Linked DNA regions of Homo sapiens: all the other regions are linked to region 5. A link is a contact called in ENCODE Hi-C or POLR2A ChIA-PET data. All regions are on one chromosome and are shown on one strand. The core of a region is the stretch at or near the end of the contact, and the rest is flanking DNA. Distances in the headings are between cores, read along the strand shown. Region 1 holds the start of DDB2 (damage specific DNA binding protein 2). Region 2 holds the start of FNBP4 (formin binding protein 4). Region 3 holds the start of PSMC3 (proteasome 26S subunit, ATPase 3). Region 4 holds the start of MADD (MAP kinase activating death domain). Region 5 holds the start of PHF21A (PHD finger protein 21A).

Region 1 (2,700 bases), core at 47-2,546, 1.1 Mb before region 5:
AAAGGAAGCCTTGTTTCATTCGGCACGGTTAATCTCTGTCTCATCACCTCCTGCGGCCTTTCCATGTCTGTGTGGTCTCAACGAGCACCAGAAATAAAAAAATGAGTGAGGATTTGGCCCCTTCCCCAAAACACTCCCACAAACAGTAAGTCTGAAGTGAAAGTAAATACAGTCGTGCAGGGTTCCTGAGACCCCAGCCAAAGAAACACACAAGGATAAAGTACAATGCAGAACTCTTCCCAGTTTGGGCTGCAAAACTCGAGATGGGACTGGGTCACAATTTTATAAATCACATATAATGCACAATAAAAAGATTTTAGGGCAGCATGGCAGAAGTCACCGTTTAGGAAAAGAAGGAATAGGAAGGCCTGGAAATGCTCTTAACTAGGTTACTTCTGGGGAGGTAAGTGAAATTAGAATAGCAATAAAGCAACAACTCCTGATCACCAAACTGTATTTGAGGACCCAATCACTATAGGTCCGACGTCTTGACAACCAATTCTTTCTTCTCATGGACAAAAACCACTTGATTAACAAGCCCCAGCTCGTTTTTGAGTGTCTCGAAACTCCTTATAGCCCCAGGTTCAAGCCCCAGTAAACCTCAGAGAATGAGCTTTCTAAGGAGGAAGGAATTGGGGGCTCTCACAACTGACCACCGAGGACGTGCAGCTAACAAGCGTGACTATGAAATCCAGCACACACAGCGCCAGGAAAGGTAGGATTCTCTGAAGCCGTCCTAACTGTGCAAGAACCCTGATACGAACAAGGAATCTGACAAGTCCGTGTGTCTGTTGTTACGGAGCTCATCTGCTTCCTGTTACCTAGCGGGAGAGGTGTTGAAACCTAAACACTCTGGTGTCAAAGGACCTGCAGGTAGAATGCACAGCCGGAGGCACCCGTGACCTGCGCGGGCCTCGGGAGCCTCGGAGCACCCATCCCCCGCTGCAGCCTCCTGCGCGAGCACCCTAAAAGGCGGAAATATTCAAGCAGCAGGCACAGGCAGTACCGGAGCCCTTCGCACAGAGCTTCTTGGCCTCGGGCTCCAGCTCCAGGGGACTCCTGCTCCTCTTGTTCCTGGGGCGTAATACAATCTCGGAGGTCTTCTGGGTTTCTGGGCGTTTCTTGGGAGCCATCGCGTCCTCCGTGTGAAGGGGTACTGTGCTCTATGCGAAGATCATGGAGGGAGGATTGAGAGGCCTCTGGGGAGAAACAAGGCGGGGACTACAAAACTGCGGGGCCACAGGTAGCCGAGCTAAGCCAACTTCCCGCCAAACATGCCCAGGGCTTGTTCAAACCAGCTTGGAGCTCCGGCCCCACCCGTCTCGGAGACCCCGCCCCTTCCTGGAAGGCGGGGGCGCGGGGAGGGGGTGGTGCCAAGGGGCGGTGCCAGCGCTCCCGGGAGGGGCGGGAACTGCGCCAGGGCCAGTGCCAGCCCGGGTCAGCTGACCTCCCTGGAGCAAAGATGGTCCCCGGCTTTATGGATTTTTTTTTTTTTTTTAGCAACAGGGTCTGGCTCTGTCGCTCACTCTGGAGGGCAGTGGGGCGATCATAGCTCAGTGCAGCCTCCACCTCCTGGGCTCAAGCGATCCTCCCACCTCAGCCTCCTAAGTAGATGGGACTACAAGCGTACGCCACCACGCCCGGCTAATTTCTCTCTCTCTCTCTCTTTTTTTCTTTTTCTGGAGAGACGGGGTCTCGCTTTGTTGTCCGGGCCGGTCTTTAACTCCTGGGCTTAAGCGATCATCCAGCCTTGACTTCCTGACACGAACCCTCCTCAAACGCGGCGCTGCCAGGCCTCTGCGGGTCCGGGGAGGAGGCCCGGTGCCAGCCAAGGCTCTGTCTCCCGCCTTGCAATTGGTGATGACGCCCGCTCGGGCTTTGGGATTGGCTGGTCCCTACAGGGTGTAGTTGGGGAGTGGCGGCTTTGTAGAGAGCTAGTGCCTTTCCTAAGTTAGAAGCTGGGCTCTACCAGCGGTCAGCTTTGCAGTCGGATTCCAGAAACTACAGTCCCATCGAATCCAAGCTGCTTCTCTGTGAAGGGAGAATGATTGGAACTCCTTGCCTTTTTTTTTTTTTTTTTTTTTTTTTCCTAGAGGCAGTGTCTCTCTTCCGTTACCCAGGCTGGAGTGCAGTGATGTAATCACAGCTCACTGCAGCCTTGACCTCAAGTTTCACTGATCCTCCCACCTCAGCCTCCCAAGTAGGCTTGCAGACCTGTATCCCCAAGCCTAATTTTTTTATTTTTATTTTTGTAGAGACAAGGTCTTGCTATGTTTCCCACGTTGGTCTGGACCTCCTGGGCTCAAGTGATCCTCCTGCCTCTGCCTCCCAAAGTGCTGGGATTACAGGCATGAGCCACCGTGTCTGGTTCTCACTGCTCTTTTATTTGTTTGGTCGTTGGCTGTTTTTATTTTTTCTTTCTTTCTTTCTCTCTTTCTTTTTTTTTTTTTTTTTTTTGAGACAGGGCCTCTCTCTGTCACCCAGGCTGGAGTGCAGTGGCAGGATGTGGGCTCAATGCAGGCTGGACTTCCTGGACATCGATCCTCCCACCTCAGCCTCCCGAGTAGCTGGGACTACAGGTGCGCGCCGCAACACTCAGCTAATTTTTGCATTTTTTGTAGAGACAGAGTCTCCCTAAGTTGCCTAGGCTGGTCTAGAACTCCTGGCATCCATCCACCTCGGTCTGCCAAAGTGCTGAGA
Region 2 (2,700 bases), core at 160-2,659, 1.6 Mb before region 5:
ATGCCACGTTACTCCAACCTGGATGACAGAGCAAGACACGTTTAAAAATAAAATTAGAAATAATCATTTTAAAAGATCAAATGCAATTCTACGTGTAAAGTGCTTGGTGACTGACACATAGAGCTCAGTAAGTATTAGATATTTTTAGTGGGAACTGAGCTGCTGCGGATATAAAAATAAATACCACTCGCATTCCTTAGTTTAGAGGGGAGACGGATGTCAACAGGATGTCAAGTGCCAGGGAGAGGCTGGGCAGGAGAGGTCACGCCTGCACTGCGTCTGCATTGCGCCCTGATGAAACAATAAAAGACTTTCATCATGTGATGCAGTAATTATTCCAGTCAGTGCAAAGGAAAAGTGAGGGAGGTGATGCTCCAAGTGGCGGGCTCCAGAGGCAGGAGACGGGAGAGGGGGCAGTGTTAAAGCAAGGGTAAATTAAAGCATGTTGACGATAGTAGTACAAAACTGGTAAGGTTCCTGTATGCCATCCCAACAATTTTAGGCTTTTTCCTTGTAGGTAGTGGAGTATCTCGTGATTTTTCCCAGCTAATAAGCGAGAAAATATGAGACATCTATTTGTGTGCTGCAGGAAATTACAAAAGCGTAAAAGACCCACTGTCCCATTTAATGTTCAATGCTATACCCAAAGTAAGCCACAATAATCCGGGCGAAACGTGGGGAAGGGCTCAGAAAACAGCACACCTTTCTTTTTTTTCTTGAGACAGTCTCACTCTGTCACCCAGGGTGGGGTGCAGTGGCGCGATCTCGGCTCACTGTAACCTTTGCCGCCGGGTTCATGCGATTCGCCTGCCTCAGTCTCCCGACTAGCTAGGATTACAGGCGCCTGCCACCGCGCCCGACTAAATCTTTTGTATTTTTAGTAGAGACGGGGTTTCACCATCTTGGACAAGCTGGTCTTGAACTCCTGACCTCGTGATCCACCCGCCTCGGCCTCCCAAAGTGTTGAGATTACAGGCGTGAGTGAGCTGGGCCCAGCAGCACACCTTTCTAGAAGACAGACAACATGAAACTCTAGGCCGAGAATAGCCACAAGATGGAGGACAAGTAGGCAAAGAAAAGGCTTGGGGAAAGCGCATGGGTGGAACCCGACGGAAGTGGGGAAGTCGTTCTAATTCAGGCCCTACCGCACTATTGGCTGGACTCTCACCCTTTTTCCTTTTCCATTGGCCACCGGTCCCTTCTCTGGGTCAAAACAGCCAATCGCCTAGCGCAGTTGGTAATCCCGCCCTTTCTCCTGGTGAGGAGGAGCCAGAAGAGCCGAAGGGTCCGAGGCGCTTGCGCAAGCGCGTGCTCCGCTGGTTGAAAGCGGATCCGGGCTGGAGGCGGTGTCACGGTGTATGAATATTGATTACGCGTCGCAGCGCCCAGGGCCCAGCGCCCAGCCTCCAGTGCCCGCCCCTCTCGGCCGCCCGACGCTCTCTGCTCGCGCTTGGGCTCGCGATGGGGAAGAAGTCCCGGGCGGTACCCGGCCGTAGGCCCATCCTGCAACTCTCTCCGCCGGGTCCTCGGGGCAGCACGCCGGGCCGGGACCCGGAGCCGGAACCCGACACTGAGCCGGACTCAACCGCGGCGGTCCCCAGCCAGCCCGCCCCGTCGGCGGCGACGACCACCACCACCGCGGTGACTGCCGCCGCGGCCTCGGACGACTCGCCTTCAGAAGGCAAGGGTGCGCGGGGGGACCTGAACTCGAGCTCAGGGCTTGCGGCCTAGGCTCCTCACGGCGCCTGGCCAGACCCGGCGAGGGAGGCGGGCGAGGTCGGCTTCCGAGGCCTGCCTGCTGCGGGCCTGCAGGCGGGGCGGCCCTGGGCTCCGGGCCGCAGAAGGGCCAGGCCGAGTTCTGCGCCCTCGGCCCGGGCCAAGCCCGAGGCGCCATCTGTGGTGCAGGGCTTGCCCCGGGAACGTTTGAAATATGACCGAAGTTCGGGCATCCTGAGTCTCCCAAACGCCCCGGGTCGGTTTTGGGTAACGCAGAGGGTGGATGTGAGGATGAGTTTCCGCGTGCGCGGCCTGTGACTGTGGGCCAGGCCTTTCCACACGTCATCTGCCTCCTTTCGGTTTTGTCGAAACGGGGATAGAGACGTTTAGAAAAAGCTCTTAATATTCCAGCTAGTAAGCATCCCCACACTAGCAGAACTGCTGGAGAAATGGAGCTGGTAGGTTCCTAAGTATTTGTGTGGTTCTCACTGGAGTGGTGCTTAGATTAAAAGTGACTCCAGGACTAGGCGCCGGAGAAGCCGCGACCGTTTCACATGTTCAGAGATCACGCTGGTTCGTTAATTGGAAAAAATCCGCAATAGCAGTGTTTGGTGTGTCTTGTAAAGGTCCTATCATAGCCTGGAGAATACTTACTGTTTTTGTATGTATTTGTAAGTATTGCAGATGTAACTTTTTAAGAGTTTTGTTTTGTTTTTTTCGAGACAATGTCTCAATCTGTCGCCCAGGCTGGAGTGCAGTGGCGCGATCTTGGGCTCACTGCAACCTCCACCTCCCGGGTTCAAGCGATCCTCCCGCCTTAGCCTCCTGGGTAGCTGGGACTACAGGACCCTGCCACCATGCCCGGCTAATTTTTGTATTTTCAGTAGAGACGGAGTTCATGTTTCCCGGGCTGGTCTCGAACTCCAGGGCTCAAGCGATCATTACAGGCGAGAGCCATCGCGCCCGGCCATGCAGATGTATTAA
Region 3 (2,700 bases), core at 154-2,653, 1.3 Mb before region 5:
GCTAGGTGTAGTGGTTCATGCCTATAGTACCAACACTTTAGGAGGCTGAGGCAGGAAGATCACTTACGCCCAGGAGTTTGAGACCAGCCTGGTCAACATGGTGAAACCTTGTCTCTACTAAAAATACAAAAATTAGTTGGGCGTGGTGGTGGGTGCCTGTAATCCCAGCTACTTGAGAGGCTGAGGCAGGAGAATCCATTGAACCCGGGAGGCGGAGGTTGCGGTAGGGAGAGACCGCGCCACTGCATTCCAGCCTGGGCGACAGAGCGAGACTCCGTCTCAAAAAACAAAAAACAAACAAGCAAACAAAAAAAAGGCAACGATTGCACAGATTTTCATCAGGTTAACAGAGTGTTTGTGATGGTTTGACTTGAAATATAAGCTATGTTGCTTACATGAAGTTCCCTTTAAAGGGGCTCCAGGGCTCACCTCAAAGGATAAGGAGAGATCATTTAAAATAGCCGACAAGGGTACAACGAATGAGTCTCCCATGATCCGGAGACCCGCTCTGCTCACTGAGATTACTAACCATGGTCAGAGAAAACAAACAATTGCAGATACGAGACATAATTTTTTTTGAGACGGAGTCTCGCTCTGTCGCCCAGGCTGGAGTGCAGTGGCGCGATCACGGCTCACTGCAAGCTCCGCCTCCGAGGTTCATGCCATTCTCCTGGCTCAGCCCGGAGTAGCTGGGACTACGGGCGCCCACCACCACGCCCGGCTAATTTTTTGTATATTTAGTAGAGACGGGGTTTCACCGTGTTAGCCAGGATGGTCTCGATCTCCTGACCTCGTGATCCGCCCGCCTCGGCCTCCCAAAGTGCTGGGATTACAGGCGTGAGCCACCGCGCCCGGCCCGAGTCATAATGTTTTTAATCGTAGAGGCTGATGGTCAATTGAGTTCTTCCCACGTGGACAATTCCGTGAAGCCTGCTCTGACGTTAGGAGCAGCAGCGATTTCTCTTTAAAGCTGGTTAATGATTCCCTCCCGTAACTCCGGGTGGCCAGCTTGTACTTAAATAATTGTAAAAATGCGGACTGAGGTGGCATGCCTTTTTGGCCCTTTGCACACGGCTGGCCTATGTCGTTTATTAATTGGGAGGCAGTGTCATTGTGTAAATCCCCTTATTCCTAGCGGGGTCACGGTCTGAGTTTGAACGCGCCCCTCCGCAAGCATCTGTCACGGGCCAGATTAAAGACTACATTTCCCAAAGGCCCTCGCGGATCCCACCCTTCTCCCTCCCTTTCCGGTTTTACACATAGGCCCCGCCCCCAACGCGCGTGTCGGCCAATAGCGGCCCCACCTCTCGCGCCCGGCAAAAATAGGACGCGGGCGGGAACGTTTCGGGGTCCGCGGGGGCGGGGCCTGTGGCCAGGGGTTGGTCTTTGGAATCGGAGAGGCAGATTCGCTGCTCCGCAGCACGGCCGGAGCTGGTCGGGTCAAGAGTCGGGATTTGTGGGGAGAGGTTTTCCACTGGTCAAGAGAAGGCTTTAAGAAAGACGGTATTAATCTCCCGTTGCGGCTCCCGCCTGGTCCCATCTTCTGCCCGCTCCTCCAGGAAATGAATCTGCTGCCGAATATTGAGAGTCCAGTGACTCGGCAGGAGAAGATGGCGACCGTGTGGGATGAGGCCGAGGTGGGCACCGGGCGAGCTGGCGGTCCGGGAACCGGGGCCCGCAGGGAGACGCCATTGACAAGAGGGAAGGAGGTGGCTGGGGGTCAAGGTCTGGCCCGATCCCGGGGACGGGGTTGTTTGGGATGTGGGCAGGGGTCCTGACTCCATCCTGGTTTTATGGGCGTGGAAACTGAGGCTGTGAGTGGGTTCGGAGAACGAGGGATGCTTGTCCTGAGTAAAAGTAAATATATAAATAAACAAATAATTTTTTACAGCAAGATGGAATTGGGGAGGAGGTGCTCAAGATGTCCACGGAGGAGATCATCCAGCGCACACGGCTGCTGGACAGTGAGATCAAGGTGGGCGCACAGCTCCTGTGCGGGCGATGGAGCCCCCACAGGACAGGCCCCGGCGATCCGAGTCGCCTCTCGTACTTCCTAATCGGGCACCCTGGGGGAGACATGGGGCTCGGGCTTCCCCCTCATATCAGGAAGAGAGGAAAGAAAACTAAGCCTTAAAAGGGACAAGAAGACAGGTAGGGGGTGGTGGGAGGCCTGGGCTGAGATGAGAAGTTATCAGATTGCCTTTCCCAGTGAGAACTGGGAATAATCCTCTCAAGAATCCTTCTTTTAGTAAAATGCCTATTTTACAGATGAGGAGACAGGCCCAGAGAGGTTTGTACTGCGATAAAGCACCCAGTTCTTACTATGAGGCAGAACCTAAAACCTATGTTTGCCTCTCTCGGAGGCCTGCTTTTATTCCAATACTACCACTATTTCACCAGGAGGTTTCCAAACTGGCCTCCTCTTTTGACTTCTGCAGGATGTGGACACAGTCAGACTCTGCCTTCAGAGAGCCTCAGAGCTGGATGAATGGATGCGGGAGGGTCCCCTGGGCACCCTGGACCTCACTAGTTACAGGGCTCTAGCATAAGCTGTGCCAGGGTTTATATTTGCTTCTCCTCCCCTCCTGATCTCAGATCATGAAGAGTGAAGTGTTGAGAGTCACCCATGAGCTCCAAGCCATGAAGGACAAGATAAAAGAGAACAGTGAGAAAATCAAAGTGAACAAGACCCTGCCGTAC
Region 4 (2,700 bases), core at 176-2,675, 1.1 Mb before region 5:
CATCAGGCCTCTCTAGCCTTGGTGGGATCTCAGTCCCTCTCCACTGACAACTATCTGACGAAACTCAAGTCACTCACAATCATTTCCTTCCAGAGCCACAAGGACCCTGAGATCTTGTTATTATTCTAGCTACGGGTGGTAGGATAAATTTTTAGCCAGAGTTCACATCTGATCAGCAGCCACTGCCTTCAGTTATTCAGATTGCAAAGATAACTAAGATTTTCCTTCTCATTCTCTCCTCTCTCCCCTCCCCAAAAAGACTAACACCTTTAACTCCTCTAAAGACTAAATCCTCTAACATCACCCACAACTCACACTCTTGTCTTCACAACCAACGAGGCTCCGACTCTGCCTCTTGCCTCAACCATGTTTACTAACGTAGAGCCTCTGGTTCCTATCTTCCTGTATTCCAAAAGCATCCAGCTCAAAATGCATATCTATCTGCTGAAGTCCGACATCACCATCAGCTCCACCCAGAGGTAGATTTAGGATTCACAAACTTTTAAGTTATCTATGCCTTTTCAGCAGAAATAGCCATGCTAACCAACCCTTTGGATTCGTCCCTCATTTTGGACAGGATCTCACAGTAAAACCACAGGAACCAGAGAGCGATATGACATCTCTGCTGACGTGAACACAACAGGAGGCTCTCCTCCCCTCCTCTACCTCCCCAGGCAGTGACCTTGCAAGCTCATCAGCACAGACTGGTCCAGCGTATGGGAGAACTGGAGCAAGGAGGCTGGCAGCTGGCAGGGTTGGGGTAGAGGGGAGGGCAGGGAAAGGTGGAAGAAGGTAGATACACGAGGATGGGGAGGAGAGCGATTGCAGAAAGATGAAATGGTGTTCTCTCTCCAGCAAGTCAATTTTGAAATATCAAGTTAAAAAAAAAATTTCTTGAGAACCAAACGTGTTTCTCCAAATTCTAGCCAAAAATAAGGCGCAAGCACGCACACGCACAAGCACACCCGCCAAGCGCTGTGCGGGTTCGGCCCCAGGGCTGGCCAGCTCTGCCCGCCCCCTCACCTGCTGGACAGTTCTCCCCCGCCCCCGCCCCCGCCCCGAACCTGAACCCGAGCCGCCCGCTCGGCAGGAACCAAGCCCAGTAGCCTGAGCCCCCTCCTCTGCCCGGGGCGCCCCCATCCCCGTCCCCGCCCCTCCTCGGCAGACCCCCGTCCCCACGCCCCTTCACACTCCCCCAGGGCCTCCTGAGAGACCCCTTCCTCCAAGAGCCACGGTGTCCTCTCAGAGCCCGTCTCCCGCTCGGAGTCCCCAGACGCTCGCCCAGGACCCCACCGGCCCAGACTCTCCTACCTCCCAAGCTCTGGGGGACTGGCCAGGCCCAGCCCGACGTCCCCCGGCAGCGGGGCGTCAGTCGCTCCCCAGCGCGGCGCCGCTCCGAGCGGGCGCCAGTTCCGCGTCTGCACTGGGGGGCACGCACCACTCGCGCGGGGTGCGGAGGGGGAGGCCGGGGCCGGGGCCGTACCATTCAGCCCGGGGGGCCGGGGCTGCACCGAGCCGAGCGCCGCGGGGCGGGGCCGACCTCGGGAGACAGCGGCTGCGCACAGACCTAGCCTAGCGCCCGTGGGCGCGGGAGGGCGCGCCAGGCCGACCCAGCGCCGTCGCGTGCCAAGTGGGGGACCCACAGCAGTACCTTCTGTTTGGGTTGCTCAGAGAGACTCTCACCCGACGGGGTCATAGCGCCCGTTTCGACGACATGGGGATTCCTCTGAAAGTCACTTCCCAAGATAATCGGCCCCTGAGACTTCCTGACGGGCTCCCCATCCCCCAGTCCCCACCCCCCACTCACGCGCTTTGGCGGTGCTCGGCGTCCGAGCAGGGAAGCCGGCTGCCGAGCGGTGGAGCCTACCAATCCTGGGCAGCGGGGGCAGAGGGGGGCGCGCGGCCGCGGTTACCTCCACCGGGCGCGCGCGGGGAGTGGGGGGGCGTGGCCGCGCCGCGGCGCCCGCTGGGAGATGGAGTCCAGTCAGTCCGCGAGGACAGCCCCGCCTCAGGACATCCTCCCCGCGGCCACACGGCTCTTCTCTTCCTGTCCCAAAGGGCCTGGGGACCGACACTGGGTTCTAGGTCTTTCAGGTTGTGCCTTTTTCAGATGCCAAAGGAAAAACCAAGGCATGCTACACATGCACGTGAGGTGCACCGCCGACGCCTTAGCGCTGAAATCCAACACTTCCTCCTCCACCGCAGAAAGGCAACCGGATCCTACCCGGATCCCAGCAGGGGAAGGGGGCGCCTAAGCCTCAGCATTCCATTTACCCATATGGCGCAGTGGGGGTTAGTAAGAAGAGGCCCCCTCTCACGGCCAAGGCTGTCATTTGTGACTCTCCCTCCTCTGGGCCTGGAGGCGGATCCTAAAGATCGCAGGCTTCCTCCTCTATTACCGTGTCCCCACCCCCAATCCAGAAATTGGTTTCTCTCATTTTGTATTCATTTTGATCTTCCTGTTCAAACAGTACCAGACCTATCAGTGAGGCGGCGCTGAGGCATTTATGGCCATACCACAGAGTGACAGTGGAGAATTTTTCTTGGGGCCCTGTGGGAAAAACAGGAAGTGGTGGAGGCAGGATGGGCAGGGCTCTGGAGAACCCTGTGCAAAGTGGCCCCCAGGCCCATCCGTTTGTGGGGTCAGCATGATCTTCAGACACAGCACAGTGTTAGCGAGGGCTCCACTGCTCAGTAGCC
Region 5 (2,700 bases), core at 74-2,573:
AACCCCCTCCAAAAAAAAAAAAAAAGGCCCTCCCCCGCCCCGCCAAGAAATCTCTCAAAACAAGAATTCTTCTGATGTTTTTCTCCTCCCTGCAATTCTCCATGTTACAGTCCTTGGAGGTAGAATAGGCATAAAATACTTTCACTAATAAAATATGACAAACCGCCGGATTATACGTGGCCGATTCCCAGTGATTGCCCTGCTACACAAAGCAGAAAAGTAAATGCCATCATCCCCCTTAGAACAAAAGAACTTAGGAATAAAAAACATGGAGAGGGGGGAGAAAGCAGCAATAAATAAAGGTGAGCGAAGGCCCCCGTCCCCCGCCCCTCCCGGGAGCGAGTGCTGGACTAAGTACTGCTAATAAAGTGGTTCAAGGGTAGTTATTTGGAAAGGGGGCGGGGTGGCGAGGGGAGGGAGCGGGCGAGCGGCGGCCGGGGATTGCATGTTGCATTCGACTTGAGGTTGCATCTTTCTCCTGTTGCCTGGACCACGCTCCCCCATTGCAGTGCTTCCCCATCACTTCTCCTCGCTCCTGCCCCTCACGGCTTTCCCCCCCCCCCTTCAAACTGCTGTTGCACTGGAGGGAGTTGGGGCCGCTCTGGAGCCCCTTTGCAGCTCCCGCCGGCGGGAGGGGGGAGTTGGGCTCGGGCCGCGGAGTTGGGGGGGCCGCCGCGGGCTCCGGCCTCGCCTCGGCTGCGGCTGCACGGGAGCCGAGCTGCGGCGCTGCACGGGCCCCGGAGTTTGGCTGCCTTCGCCGCCGCTCGGTGCTCGGCCCCATCACCGCCGCCGCCGCCGCCGCTGCACTGGAGTTTGGCTGCCGCTGCCCTACTTCACTCTAGTTTAGTTTCACTCACTTTACATCCGGGTTTTTTCCCTAGGCAATGGGTGCCGCAGCACACCCCGTTCCTTAGGCAAAGTGAAATAAATTCGCCGCACCGACACGTCAAGTAGTCCGCCCGCCCGAGCGCCGCCGCGGGCCCCCGTCGCCCCCCCCGCCGACGCCCCACCGCCCCCGGTGGGGGGACCCGAGCGTCCCGGGAGCCGCGGGCCGAGGCGCGGGGGCCCGGGCCGGCCGCCGTACCACTCCGCCCGGCGGCCCCCTCCCTCCCCGCCGCGGCCCGCTCTCCCCCGGCGCCTCCTCTCCCCTCGCCCTCGTCCCCGCTTTCCCAGCCCCAGTCCCTCTCGCCCGGCTCTCGGGAGCGGCGGGGGCGCGCACGGCGGCGGCGGCGGCGGGCCGGCGGGGCCGCGCGGCGGGCTCCCGCGCGGGCGAGTGTGTCTGGGCCTGGGCGGAGGGATCCCCGGGCTGAGGCGGCGGAGGTGCTGCGGCCCGGGGCCGGGTGGTGAATGGGCTGGTGGTGCTCGCTGCTGCTGCTGAGAGGAGGAGGAGGATGAAGAGTTGGGCTTGTTTGTCTCCTACAGTTTCTCTCCTGCTGCTCTGATTCCCCCCTCCCGATTCCGGCCCGGGGCCTGTGTGTGTCCCTCCTGGAGGAGGAGGAGGATCCAGTTCCTCCCCCCAACCCCCTCCTCCCCACCCCCCCTTGCCTGGGGAAGAGGAGGAAAGAAACAGCCCAGAGAGAGAGAGAGAGAGAGAGTGAGTGAGAGAGAGAGGAGAGGAGAGGAGGAGGAGGAGGAGGGAGAAGGGAACAACCTACCATCTTAACACACTAATATCTAAAAAGTGCGAGAGGCCCAGAGCAGCAGCAGAAGCAGCAGCAGCAGCTCCAGCTTCTTCCCTCCCTCCCCATGAAGAAGAGTTCCCTCCTCCTCCTCCTCCTGCTTCTCCTGCTCAGAGTTCCTGCCTCCAGCTGCCAGGGGGGACAGCCAGCCAGCAGCAGGAGGGTGCAGTATCCCAGCTTTTCCATTCTCTCTTCTTCTCACTCTCCTCTCTCTCTTTTTTTCTGGAGTAGCTCTATTTCCCCTCCCTCCCCCTTCCCCCTCTGCCTCTCTCCTCTCTCCCTCTGTCTTGTCGCTGGTGTTTGTCTCTGGGAGGATCAGGGGCTGCCTGCTTGGAGTTTGTTGTGGGGGGAGGTAGGGGGAGGGGAGGGGTGTGTGGGAGGGAGGAGGGAAAGGGGGGTGTTCTCGTCAGGACCCCTCAGTCAACTTGAGATTTGAGCAATAACTTCCCCTTCGGGGCGCCCCCCTGCGTGCCCTTCCCATACCTCCCCCCCGAAAAAAAAGACAATGGGAAAACCTTGGCTCCCCCCCCTCCCCTCTGCCCTCCACCCCTCCCCAGGATAAATTGGAAGTAAGTTTATGAGCAGCCTCGGAAGCCTGGGCGCAGAGTGCAGGGCCGGAGCCGGTGACAGAGGCGGCGTGCCGGGGGCGGCGGGGAGGGGGCGTCACATTGTCCCGGCGGGGGGCCGGCCGGGGGCTGCGGGCGGGGGCGGGGGGCACGGAGCCTCGCCCGCCCCCCCTCGGCTGTCCCTCGGCCGGGGAGGTAGCTGGGGCTCCTCCATCCCCCCCACCCCACCCCGGGATGCTGTCGGGGGGAAGTTTTTATTATGATTATTTATTTAATTAAAAAAAATTTTTTTTTGGAAAACCATCTTGTTTGTTGACTGAGGGATCTGGTTTAAAAAAAAAAAAGCTGCGGCTGCTGACGCTGCCGGGCCCCAGTGTGTGTGTTTGTGTGTGTGTGAGTGTGAGTGTGTTGGTGCATTTGTCTTGGGTGGCCGGAGCAGCGTTGGGGAAATTCCG

What was found. A loop is a pair of places that touch in the nucleus more often than their neighbours do. ChIA-PET counts read pairs that join two places held with the same protein, here RNA polymerase II (POLR2A). Pooled maps may share reads with other maps.
Region 1: a loop to region 5 is called in a map of endothelial cell of umbilical vein, with 17 times the contacts of the local background. The contact joins the promoter of DDB2 here to the promoter of PHF21A in region 5. A Hi-C loop is called at or near these places in 1 of 168 maps with a recorded cell type or tissue (endothelial cell of umbilical vein), 2 of 37 single-sample maps with no recorded cell type and 7 of 50 pooled maps. POLR2A ChIA-PET finds 5 or more read pairs at or near these places in 3 of 52 experiments (GM12878, MCF 10A and activated T-cell).
Region 2: a map of naive thymus-derived CD4-positive, alpha-beta T cell shows a loop between it and region 5 (12-fold over the local background). The contact joins the promoter of FNBP4 here to the promoter of PHF21A in region 5. A Hi-C loop is called at or near these places in 1 of 168 maps with a recorded cell type or tissue (naive thymus-derived CD4-positive, alpha-beta T cell), 2 of 37 single-sample maps with no recorded cell type and 14 of 50 pooled maps.
Region 3: a loop to region 5 is called in a map of CD8-positive, alpha-beta T cell, with 5 times the contacts of the local background. The contact joins the promoter of PSMC3 here to the promoter of PHF21A in region 5. A Hi-C loop is called at or near these places in 2 of 168 maps with a recorded cell type or tissue (CD4-positive, alpha-beta T cell and CD8-positive, alpha-beta T cell) and 8 of 50 pooled maps.
Region 4: a loop to region 5 is called in a map of CD8-positive, alpha-beta T cell, with 23 times the contacts of the local background. The contact joins the promoter of MADD here to the promoter of PHF21A in region 5. A Hi-C loop is called at or near these places in 1 of 168 maps with a recorded cell type or tissue (CD8-positive, alpha-beta T cell), 1 of 37 single-sample maps with no recorded cell type and 6 of 50 pooled maps. POLR2A ChIA-PET finds 5 or more read pairs at or near these places in 2 of 52 experiments (T-cell and WTC11).

Annotation. Positions count from the first base shown.
Region 1 is chr11:47,213,570-47,216,269 of GRCh38, reverse strand. It overlaps DDB2 (damage specific DNA binding protein 2), which reads right to left and starts at 1,296. Exons shown (of 10, transcript NM_000107.3): 1 at 1,007-1,296. The coding sequence starts at 1,133. RefSeq lists enhancers at 964-1,243, 533-1,732, 1,574-1,813, 1,020-1,855, 1,856-2,692 and a silencer at 1,294-1,503.
Region 2 is chr11:47,766,050-47,768,749 of GRCh38, reverse strand. FNBP4 (formin binding protein 4) reads left to right here and starts at 1,409. Exons shown (of 17, transcript NM_015308.5): 1 at 1,409-1,681. The coding sequence starts at 1,462. RefSeq lists a silencer at 1,395-2,004 and enhancers at 1,194-2,118, 2,265-2,324, 2,119-2,700.
Region 3 is chr11:47,425,142-47,427,841 of GRCh38, reverse strand. It overlaps PSMC3 (proteasome 26S subunit, ATPase 3), which reads left to right and starts at 1,403. Exons shown (of 12, transcript NM_002804.5): 1 at 1,403-1,637; 2 at 1,892-1,975; 3 at 2,596-2,700. The coding sequence starts at 1,563. RefSeq lists silencers at 1,165-1,294, 1,565-1,776 and an enhancer at 1,395-1,594.
Region 4 is chr11:47,268,858-47,271,557 of GRCh38, reverse strand. MADD (MAP kinase activating death domain) reads right to left here and starts at 1,425. Exons shown (of 37, transcript NM_001376571.1): 1 at 1,312-1,425. It overlaps NR1H3 (nuclear receptor subfamily 1 group H member 3), which reads right to left. Exons shown (of 10, transcript NM_005693.4): 10 at 2,525-2,700. It overlaps MADD-AS1 (MADD antisense RNA 1), which reads left to right. Exons shown (of 3, transcript NR_120569.1): 2 at 417-479; 3 at 578-901. RefSeq lists enhancers at 1,366-1,660, 2,134-2,243 and silencers at 1,134-1,663, 1,874-1,983.
Region 5 is chr11:46,120,077-46,122,776 of GRCh38, reverse strand. It overlaps PHF21A (PHD finger protein 21A), which reads left to right and starts at 1,323. Exons shown (of 19, transcript NM_001352027.3): 1 at 1,323-1,842. LOC105376661 (a long non-coding RNA gene) reads right to left here and starts at 632. Exons shown (of 3, transcript XR_931252.4): 1 at 1-632. RefSeq lists silencers at 491-800, 1,241-1,300.